Linked DNA regions of Homo sapiens: all the other regions are linked to region 3. Evidence: chromatin contacts called from ENCODE Hi-C or POLR2A ChIA-PET data. All regions are on one chromosome and are shown on one strand. The core of a region is the stretch at or near the end of the contact, and the rest is flanking DNA. Distances in the headings are between cores, read along the strand shown. Region 1 overlaps TGFBR3 (transforming growth factor beta receptor 3). Region 2 overlaps TGFBR3 (transforming growth factor beta receptor 3). Region 3 has its middle 20 kb from the start of BRDT.

Region 1 (3,732 bases), core at 1,124-3,623, 180 kb before region 3:
CTTATACAAACTGCAAGAAAAGGATATAAAAACCCTGTTTTAATGGATTGGGGCAGGCTTGGCTCCAAACAGCAGCTCTGAACATCACTCTGCCATCTGTATCACCCAGAACCAATAGAATCTCAAGAACAGGCTCTCTGTGATAAAGATGGAAAGGCCAGAGATCAAATGGACTGTGAGACTTTTGCTAGAGGTGGCAGACGGAAGACCCCCTGACTTCCAGGTATACACTGTGTCATTCACCACCTCAGTGGGACAAGGCAGAGGCAAACCAATGGTGACTCCCTAGCACAGTGGCATTAAGGACCCACAGTTGCAACAAAGACCCTGGGTCATCTAAGGATACAGTGTTAGGAACAAAAGGCAAAAGCAGATCTTGAGAAAAGCAAATTCTATCCTAGACACAGAAATTAGAAGGCTAAAGGGACTCCTTCCTCCCCTGCGAAATCAGAAGTAGCTTCCAAGCTAGAGTTAGATAATGTGGACTCGAGGTGCAAGAACCAATTTGCCTCAAATAAACCCAACAACCTGTGTCCAGGAAGGAGTTGGACCATCCTGGAGTTGCTTTCTGAGATGGAGAGTGTAGGTCACCTGTGGAGAACCCTTACCAAAGGCATCACTGTCTATAATTTATGAGCGGAACAAGGCACAGCCACAGCCTTCAAGTCAGCCTCCCAGAGTCTCCTGGTAGACAGTTGGGGTTTCTTTCCCCTCCTATTACATGGAAATAAAATATTCTGCAACCTTCCTTAACAAAACAGTCACTTTTTCTACCGAACAGCTCTCTGGAGGCTGGCCACCACGTCAACAAAGGGCACCAGAGATGTGACATTTGATACAATTGCCCAACACTTGGGAAGGGCAGATGCATCTGATTACCAGATTAGCCTTAGACAATAAAGCCTTAAAAGACGTTATGGGACTCCACACGAAGAAACACCAACCTTGCCTCCTCAGTGAAAGTGAGTTTATTTGACCTCAATTTGTTGAATGAAAGCAAAGCCTTCACAGGGCTGCAACCCATGCCTGCACACAGACATGACGCAAGTCCAGCCAGAGCCAGGAAAAGTCTACACTTGCGTGAACCCTCCTGGACAGTAGGTCTTCCTCAGGAAAAATACACCCAGGCAAATCTCCCAGGGGCCACGGGCCATTCACTCACTCACAACATTCACCAGCCTTAACCTAGCAAGTTAGAATAAATCCCAGGGAGTCTTTCAAAAACCCCTTCTGGACCAGGTTTACCAGTTGAAACTGGGCTCTTTCCAATGTTCTAATTGCCATAGTGACATTTAGGAAGAGCTCAATGGCCACAATAGGGCCAAAAACTCCTATTCCTAGGAAACAGGAATGACTTGTTTGAACTAGGGTAGTTGACTGACCCTAGTTCATGAGAGGATCAAGACCCATATAATTAAGGCCCTTAAGGACAAGCCACAAAACCAACAGATGAGCAGACTCCGGAATAAAAATGCATGGTACACAACCACTTGGAATATCCCACAGGACACAATGAGTCATTCCACAAGAGACATTTAAAAAAAGAAGAAGAACCACCAGCAATCTTGAAACATTTAGTTATTTAATCTCCCTTCAAGAGAGAATTTATCTGGGGAAAGACCTCACTGCAAAACACAAACTGGTATATCCGGGTCCCTGGAATACAGGGGTAATGCTTCTGGCCGAGCCAAGAGCTGTGTTTGTGTCTGCAACCTTGACCCATTTGCCACATGCTGTTCTCCAGAGCCAACCTCATGCAGGAAGCTGCCTTGATTGCATTTGGAAGAAGAGAATTCTCATTTTCTCCAATTTCTACTATTCTCATCTTCTCCAATTTTCACTATTATTTAGCGTAATAGTACTTAGCACACTAAACTGCAATTCCCAATTTTTCAATCAGCTCTCCCACACAATGGGAAGCTCCCTGACGACAGGCAATTCACCCCAGTTTTCCCTAGATCCTCCACAGCTAGCACAGTTCACAGTCAGGCACTAAAAACTGTGTGTTGGATGAATGAACAAGCACATACATAAACCATCATACCCGGTATGCTAATTCTGTGTTTTTTTCTAAACATGGGGGTGGGGGAACTGCCAAAGAAGGGAAAGAAGGAAATTAGCAAAGAAAAAAATTATTTCCAGATTTTTAAATGTAACACAATAGAATACAGAATTTTTTTTAAAAAAAGTTCCCTTCTCCACAAGCAAACTTGAATGTCTGAGTTATTCTTAGGGCGTTTTTGGACAGACACTACAACCCTCAGTTACACATCACTTGGCTTCATGAAAAGGTAACAGCTGGACATGCACGGTGGTATGGGCTGTGCGTGTCCCTTCCTAGTGCTGCACTGAGCACACATCTGGGGCTATTTAGCAACTGATTGGAAATTTAGCCTTCTGATTTCCAGTTAAATACTAGGCACAGGAAAACAAATAGCACTTGTTTTTCACTGAGTCTTGTCAGTCATCCAAACTCCAGTGCAGACCAGAGAACTGCCTGTGGTTTGGTGGCAGAGGCCCAAAATATTTGGACCTTTTTTTTTTTAATGCCTCTAGTTTAAGTAAAAGGAATAAACTAGATGTTGGCAGCTCCAGCTTCTTCACCCATCCCTCCCCGCTTCTTGAAAATACAAAACTGGTTTTAAATTTATTAATTTACATTTTTCATTAGGATTAAGTTTTGATTTGTTTTTAATCCAAAGCTAATAGCATAGAGTTTAGTTTCTGTCATTTATTGCAACTGCCCTGCCTTGATATTTACTTGGATTTGCTGAAGAGGCAATGCTCAATTTGCCAGTTTCTGTTCCAAATTAAATTGGGATATAACATCTAGCAGTCGTACTATCAAAGAATCACAGAGTTTAAAAGCTGGGAGGAACTTTAGAGATGAGCTAGTACGATCCCCTCATTTTAGAAATGAGGAAACGAGGTCTGAGTAGTTAAGTGATTTTTTTTCCCGATGATGTATATAACTAGTTAGTGGCAGAGCCAAGACTAGTACTCAGGCCTCCTAACACCCAGGCCAGGGTGTTAACTGGAAACAAAAACCTGAATTACCTCCGAGTAGAGCTGCCCAATAAAGTACAGGACACCCAGTTAAAGTTGAATTTCAGGTAAACAATGAATACTTTTTCAGTATATGTTATGTCCCATATACTACATGGGCACACTAACAAAATGATTTGTTATTTATCTGAAATTCAACTTTAATTGGGCATCCTCTATTTTTATATGCCAGCTCCAGCAATTGTACCTCAAAGACCAAAATCCCCTTCTATGCCCCATCCCCCACTCAAACATACACACATTCACATACATTTGCTCTCTGATTTTAATGATAAATGGCTAGAAAAAAATAGATCACAGCACAGTAATATCGAGAGTGAATGAGGTTGGAAGAAGCTGCTTATTTCTTGAAACTTCTAATCTTAGATACCCTTTTTTCCTTATGAGCATGCAAAGTGACTAAGCCTGACATAAGTAAGCTGGCCAAGGCCTCTGGACTAGGTATTTTAGGTTATTAAAAGCCAGGCACTAGGGTCTCATCTTGAAAACGTCTGCTTGTCCTAGGGCTCCAAGTCTACAGACCTTGCAGGAGAGAATGCTCAAGTTTGGAATACAAATAAAGCAAGATTAAAAAAAAAAAATTAGAGGCCGGGCATAGTGGCTCACACCTGTAATCCCAGTACTTTGGGAGGCCAAGGCAGGTGGACGGCTTCAGCCCAAGAGTTT
Region 2 (3,472 bases), core at 1-2,500, 230 kb before region 3:
TATTATTCTGCTTTCAAAATATTCTTTTTTTTTTTTTTTTTTTGAGGGTCTCACTTTGTTGCTCAGGCTGGAGGGCAGTGGCGCCCTCAGCTCACTGCAGCCTCCGCCTCCCAGGCAATCCTTCCATTTTAGCCTCCCGAGTAGCTGGAACTACAAGCATGTGCCACCACACCAGCTAATTTTTATATTTCTTGTAAAGACAGGATTTCACCACATTGCCCTGGCTGGTCTCTAACTCATGGGCTCAAGCAATCCATCCATCTGCCTCGACCTCCCAAAGGCCGAGGGACTATAGGCGCGAGCCACTGCGCCCAGCCTTCAAAATATTCTTTTAATTTAATATACACATTTTCTAAAAGTATCTTTGTTCTCCTAGCCTTAGTGCTATTATCCTATAGTTTAACTCCCCTTCATTGCTCATCAGGATTATCACAGAGGCCCCCTTATCTCCACCACTACCCTCCCCCCAATTATTTCCTCCTCCACATTTGCCCCCAGAGTGAATATTCTAGAGCCCAGAGCTGATCATGTTATAACCCTGACTAAACCCCTTGATGACTCTCCTTCCTTTATAGGGAAAAAAATCCACACTCTTTAACATGGCACACAAAGTTCTCCCTCCCTTCTCTATCCTCTCTCTCCAGCCTCCTTTCCTGATGGAGTCCTTCACCCATGGTGGGCTCCCCATACTTAGTAATTTAAGCTTCCCAAATTCTCTATGCTGCTCTTTGTCATCATGCTTTGCAAGCCATCCCAAGACACCCTCCTCCCCAGACCTGCTTTGTTGGCATTTTCTCTGGGGGACCTTTGCTGAGTCTCCCACTGTTCCATCTCCATCCCAGCAGAGCTAGTCTCTCCCACCCTTGCTCATTCCATCCCTCCTCTGTTACACTTGGGCCACAATACCTCCTAGTTCTCTCTCTCTTTTTCTCTTTCTTTTGCTTTTTTTTTTTTTTTTTTTTTTTGCTGTGAGGGCAAGGTCTAGTTCTCAGTCATCTGTATATCCCCAAGGGCTCAGACTGGCATAGAATAGGTCTTCCAGAAATGTTTGGTGAAGGATGATTAAAATGTTAATGTACTTTTTGCAAATGGAGGCCACAGAGGAAACCAGCAATCAGACTATGAAGACGTTCATATGCAGTTTGCACCAGTGCCATGAAGAAGGCAGAAAAAAATTTTGTATCACTGTTTTGGAAATGAGCAGCCTGAGACTCTGATATCGTGTGACTAGAGCCCAAGGTCACAGCTGGAAAGCATCAGGGCAGAAGTTGAATCAGAATTCCAGAGTTCTGCCTAGCAGGCTAAATGACTGGTGAGCGTAGCTCTGTCCCTAGCTGGGGAAGCACTGATGAAGTAACTATTTGTGCACAGCTACTCATTATCCTCAGCAGTGAGGCTGAGACCAGCGGTTGAGATATTATGGTCCACCACCTATTTTTGTATGGCCCATGAGCTAAGAATGAATTTTATATTTTGAAATGATTTTTTAAAAATCAAAAAAGGATATTTCATGACGTGAAAATTATATGAAATTCAAATTGACTCCATAAATGAAGTTTTATATGGATGCAGCTATGCTTATTTACATACTGTCTATGGCTGCTTTCATGCTGTAACAGCAGCGTTGAGTTGTTGAGACAGGGATTGTATGAGCCACAAATAAAAAATAATCACTATCTGGTCCCTTACAGAAAAAGTGTGCTGAGTCCTGCTACAGACCTTGACCCTACTCTTTGGAGTTTAAAAGTGATACATGTTTAGCACCTCTCTTTTCATCTCCATTTTCATTCACCACAGAAGGAACACACACCTTATGTCTGAATTCACAGGGAAGCAAAAAGAACTTGGGAAAATGTGACCCAAACAAGCAGCATCTGAATTGATGTCTATAAAAATAAAGAAGCTAGACAGGATAAAAGAAAACAGAATTGTAAATTCTCAGGATTAACCATCTCCGATGGGTGGGTCAACATTCTGGCCACATGAGTTATCAATGTCTGGCTCTAGGGGAAGGAATGCTACTGGATGAATCAGAGCCACCACAATTGAATGGTGCCCCCTGGAGTTGTGCAACATAGTGGCCCTGGAATGAGGATATATGCAAAAGTATACTTAAATACAATTACTAAGAAAATAAAAATGATTGTATGTTTTTAAGAAAATCTAATTCAGTATGCAGAACACACACTAATTACGCTAACTACAGAATGCACTACCCTGGGAGCTGGGTCCCATCAGCCTCATTGGCACCAATAACAACAATGATGCCTTACATTTGTACATTTGTATGGTGTTTTGCAATAGACAAAAAGCCTTCGGCCTTCACTTATATTGTCTCATTTTAAACTCCCAAGAACTCTATGAAGGAAGAGTATCTACCCACAAACTTCTCCTTTCAAGACGTAGTATTTGATTCCCTGAACTAAGTTCAAAGGCATTTAAAGGTTGCTACAAGATGCATCATGTAAGAAATATACACACTTCTGGGAATAATTCCATCCAATCAACCACCCATGGTTAAACTTTCTCACTCAGAATCCCCAAGCGGTTGAAAAATTATGACTCTCTCCTAAGGAGACCTCCCATGTAAGAGTTTAAGTTTTATAGTAAGGCCTGTGTGATGGATGGCATTGTTTTAAAATTCTTAATGGATTTCTGTTATGATCTAATCCTTTACCCCCACCCCAAATAGGAGCCTTCTCACAGAGCTAAACAGAAACAGTTGTTGTTCATTTCCCCTGGGTGAAGTCTCTTCGTGATTTCTGAGCACAAACAATAACAAGCAGAAGCTGCAGAACTGAGGTTAAAGAATTCTATCCTCGAACTTTTCTCTTCCCGAATCCCTAAGAACCCCTGAGTATAACTAAAATGGCTTGATCTCCACCGGAACCCTACCATCGAGTTGGCATGCTGAGAGGAAAAGAGTGGACTCAACAATATTTACTTTTGGTTTAAGGATAAGATTAAGATTATAAGAAAGGAATCTTAGCTATTGCTGTAAAGAGAACTGTAACAATAAAGATTTCTTTACAGAAAGGACAAACTATAATCAATGTTCTGAATTAAATCTTTTCATATACGCTGAGCAAATTTTGGTCTACCTCTAGAACCAAAATTCCCCTCTTCAGATTGTTCAGCATGGTTTTCATAAACGGGATATTTCTGGGGTTATGCATGAGTAACTGACCACAGCTTTTGGCCTTTAGTGCTCAATTTGGTACTAGGCACCATAGGACGGAGTGGGCCCACAGTGAAACAAGACGTCCAACTGGTACCCACATCTATTGGCATTTGGCAAAGAGAAGAATGGGGAGAGGAAGATTCCTCCTGGAGACTCAGGAGGTCTTTGTGCAGGCCCCATTTAAGACAGAGTTTTTACTAACTTAACGTCACTGTAACTGAACCCTTTTTCTGGATTCTTTCAATATTTATGATATTCATTGCAATTACTTGTTCACTTATCTGTATCCTG
Region 3 (3,414 bases), core at 833-3,332:
TTGTGAAAGTATTTTGTCTGCTATAATGTACTCTTCAAATATAAAGCAGTAGTATTACTGCTTCCAAAAGGTGATACAGAATAACGCTGCCATTGACAAAGTATGTGTGCATATTCTGCCACCTCGTGGCTAAAAGAAGAAATCATTTTTAATATTTATGCTTCTGGTATTAAGGTAAAATAAGTGAAAGGAACCTTGTTCATATTTTTGGAAACGTCGAACCAAGGCAGAATCTCATTCTGTTGCCCAGGTTGGAGTGCAGTGGTATGATCATAGCTTATTGAAGCCTCAATCTCCTGGGCTCAAGCGGTCCTCCCACCTCAGCCTCCCAGGTAACTGGGACCACAGGTGCCATGCCACCACGCTTGGCTAATTAAAAAATTTTTTTTGTAGAGACAGGGTCTTGCTATGTTAGTCAGGCTGGTCTCAAGTTCCTGGCCTCAAGCAATCCTCCCGCCACGGCCTCTCAAAATGCTGAGATTACAGGCATGAGCCACCACATCTGGCACCCAATTTATCCAATTAATTTCAATATTTACTGAATCTATTAACTTTATATCTTTAATGCAGTAGGAAAACACAGCACCGGAAACATAATTAGATAATTTAAATTTACTTGAACTAAAATTTATGACCTGCCTAACACCACATTTTTTCAAGTCAGGTCTGGTTTTTTTCAAGCATATATTCATTGCACATGAGAGTAGTTATTGGGAGCTACTCTGCTGGGGATACAGCAGAGAAGCCAGCACAAGTTCCTGCTTTCAATGGAGCTTACATTATAGTGGGGAAGATAAACAATAAACAGATAAATACAAAATATGTTAGTTGATGATGAATTTAATGAAGAGAAATGGAGTTGAGCAGGGGGAATCGAGTGTGACTGGCAAGGCCATGTGTGCTCCACTTCAGACAGGGCTGTCAGGGAAGGCCTGGGTGCAGGGAGAGTATTTCAGGCTGGGGAAACAGAAGGGGCAAATTCCTGATGCTGGGAAATATTTGATGTGATTGAAAAACAGCAAGGAAGCAGCAAGGAAGCCAGTGGAGCAGAGTGAGTAGGCGGGTTTTAGGGGACGAGGTCAGAGAGGTGGTGGGGATGCCAGCTTGGTGTAGCCATGGTTAGGACTTCAGACTTGGCATTGGGATTTCTAGGTGAGATGGGAGTCACAGTGTGATTTTAAGTAGTGGAGTGACCTATAATCCTGGGTAACTCTCTCACAAACAAAAGATAATACCAAATAACCTGAGAGACAAGTTTAATAGAATGCCTGGTGAGAAATGGTTACCATAAGAATATAAAATTGTTCAAAATATTTATAAAAACAGCTCTTTTAAGAGAACTCAGGGTTATAGAGAAAGAATGCATGGCATCTTTACACTGAAACAAGTTACATCAGGCTGGACATGGTGGCTCACGCCTATAATCCCAACACTTTGGGAGGCCACGGCGGGAGGTTTGCTTAAGCCCAGGAGTATGAGACCAGCCTGTGCAACATAGTAAGGACTCATCTCTATTAAAAATAAAAAAAATTAGCCGAGTGTGGTGGTACACACCTGTAGTCCCAGCTACTCGAGAGGCTGAGGCAGAAGGATCGCTTGAGCCCAGGAGATGGAGGCAGCAGTGAGCTGTGATCACGCCACTGCACTCCAGCTTGGGCAACACTGTCTCAAAAACAAAACAAACAACCAAGAAAAGAAATGAAAAAAAAAAGAGAGAGAGAGAGAGAGAGAAACAAGTTATATCAGGCAAACCAAAGCTATTTTTACTTAGGATTGTCTCTGAAAAAAAGAAAGCTTTCACAATAGTACATAAATTCTCAAGACACTCTTCAATGAAGAAATAAATACTTCCTGAATGTCCACTATATGCAGGTAACCTGAAAAGGCAGGTTACAAGACAGGGCTCCTGCTTTAAAGTCACCTATAATTCAACTGAGGAGATAAAACATATGCATATAAAATAATATCATAAGGAAACGTACAAATTCTGAAGGAGAGCTGGAGACAAGGCAGTGGCATTTGGCAGGAGGAGCTATGCTAATGCCGGGCTGCAGAAGAATGCAGGGTCAGGCAGGAATGGAGGCAGGGAAAACAGGGCAGGGCTGGGGTCCAGGAACAGTGATCTTGGTCTGGGCCAAAAGCCAAGAAAGACCAGGAGTCAAGAGGCCATACTTGGGATTAGAGACTCAGAGAATTTTAAAGGGGAAGAAAAATTGGAGATGATTGAATCCAGGTTTCCTGTTTCACAAAAGAGGAAAATCAGATCAATCAAGATTTCACTGGTTAGTGACAGAGCTGGTCCTAGAACAAAGACCGCTGAGTTTTTGTTTTGTTTTGTTTTGTTTTGTGTTTTCTGAGATGGAGTTTCCCTCTTGTTTCCCAGGCTGGAGTGCAACGGCGTGGTCTCGGCTCACTGCAACCTCTGTCTCCCAGTTCAAGCAATTCTCTGGTCTCAGCCTCCCGAGTAGCTGGAATTACAGGTGCCTGCCACCACGCCCAGATACTTTTTTGTATTTTTAGTAGAGACTGGGTTTCACCATGTTGGCCAGGCTGGTCTCCAACTCCTGACCTCAGGTGATCCACCCACCTCAGCCTCCCAAAGTGTTGGGATTGCAGGCGTGAGCCACTGCACCTGGCTGATCCTTGGGTTTTTAGTCCATTGCTTTTGCACATCACCACCAGGAAAATGACAGTGGACCTATGGAATTCTCAAAATTGCAAAGCAGGGTTGGAAGTGAGCCTCATGGGACCATGAAGAGAACACAGATCATCATGATGGGCTAGAAGCAGGATGCAGATCTAGGAATTAGGTGGTCAGCAAGATGGAAAGAAGTAGCTAGGCCACAGGAGAGTAACTGACCAGTATCTTGAGGACAAATTAAGTGGGCCCAATGCTTGGCAAGGGTAAGAAATCCTGACCCTGTAAACCTGAGCAAGAGGCACGTAGAGAGCAGACAGAATTCAGACTATTCTGAGATGGGGAGGGGCACAGGAAGAGTCATCCAGTGAGAAATCATGCACAGGGGAGTGGGGTGATGGAAAGGTATCATTCCATCTTTCCTAATAATGATGGTACAATCATTTGTCTTTTATTTGGTGGTGGTGGGGGAGGAGCGTGTAAACTGATATGCTTTGGACTTGGTTTTTAGTCTTTAAAAGTTATACTTTTTTGTCAGATATGACTCCTACATGGATAGTACTGGCTAATAAAAGATGCAACTATTTGGGGATATGAAGATGTGTCACCTTTTTTATGTCAGATAATTGAGGTTTTCTATCACTTTTGTTCTACAAAGAAATTGTTAATGTATGTTTCCCGTCAATCTTCAAGTATTACTAAAATTACTAGATCTTTTCTGAAAGATTTTATGGAAAAAAAAAGATTACTACAGAGAACAGACAGAGAAAGGAATA

Evidence for each region. A loop is a pair of places that touch in the nucleus more often than their neighbours do. ChIA-PET counts read pairs that join two places held with the same protein, here RNA polymerase II (POLR2A). Pooled maps may share reads with other maps.
Region 1: a pooled map shows a loop between it and region 3 (4-fold over the local background). The contact joins two enhancer-like sites. A Hi-C loop is called at or near these places in 6 of 50 pooled maps. POLR2A ChIA-PET finds 5 or more read pairs at or near these places in 3 of 52 experiments (HCT116, Panc1 and endothelial cell of umbilical vein).
Region 2: a loop to region 3 is called in a pooled map, with 3 times the contacts of the local background. The contact joins two enhancer-like sites. A Hi-C loop is called at or near these places in 1 of 168 maps with a recorded cell type or tissue (endothelial cell of umbilical vein) and 6 of 50 pooled maps.

Annotation. Positions count from the first base shown.
Region 1 is chr1:91,749,089-91,752,820 of GRCh38, forward strand. All of the region lies in intron 4 of TGFBR3 (transforming growth factor beta receptor 3), which reads right to left. Among named protein-coding and RNA genes, the nearest start is that of TGFBR3, 140 kb to the right of the region's middle. Within about 2 kb of position 2,374, at least 14 of the 41 ENCODE cell types and tissues checked have a DNase peak (open chromatin) inside an H3K27ac peak, as active enhancers do.
Region 2 is chr1:91,698,490-91,701,961 of GRCh38, forward strand. The region is part of intron 14 of TGFBR3 (transforming growth factor beta receptor 3); the gene reads right to left. Among named protein-coding and RNA genes, the nearest start is that of TGFBR3, 190 kb to the right of the region's middle. Within about 2 kb of position 1,251, at least 5 of the 41 ENCODE cell types and tissues checked have a DNase peak (open chromatin) inside an H3K27ac peak, as active enhancers do.
Region 3 is chr1:91,927,354-91,930,767 of GRCh38, forward strand. No RefSeq gene overlaps it. Among named protein-coding and RNA genes, the nearest start is that of BRDT, 20 kb to the right of the region's middle. Within about 2 kb of position 2,083, at least 2 of the 41 ENCODE cell types and tissues checked have a DNase peak (open chromatin) inside an H3K27ac peak, as active enhancers do.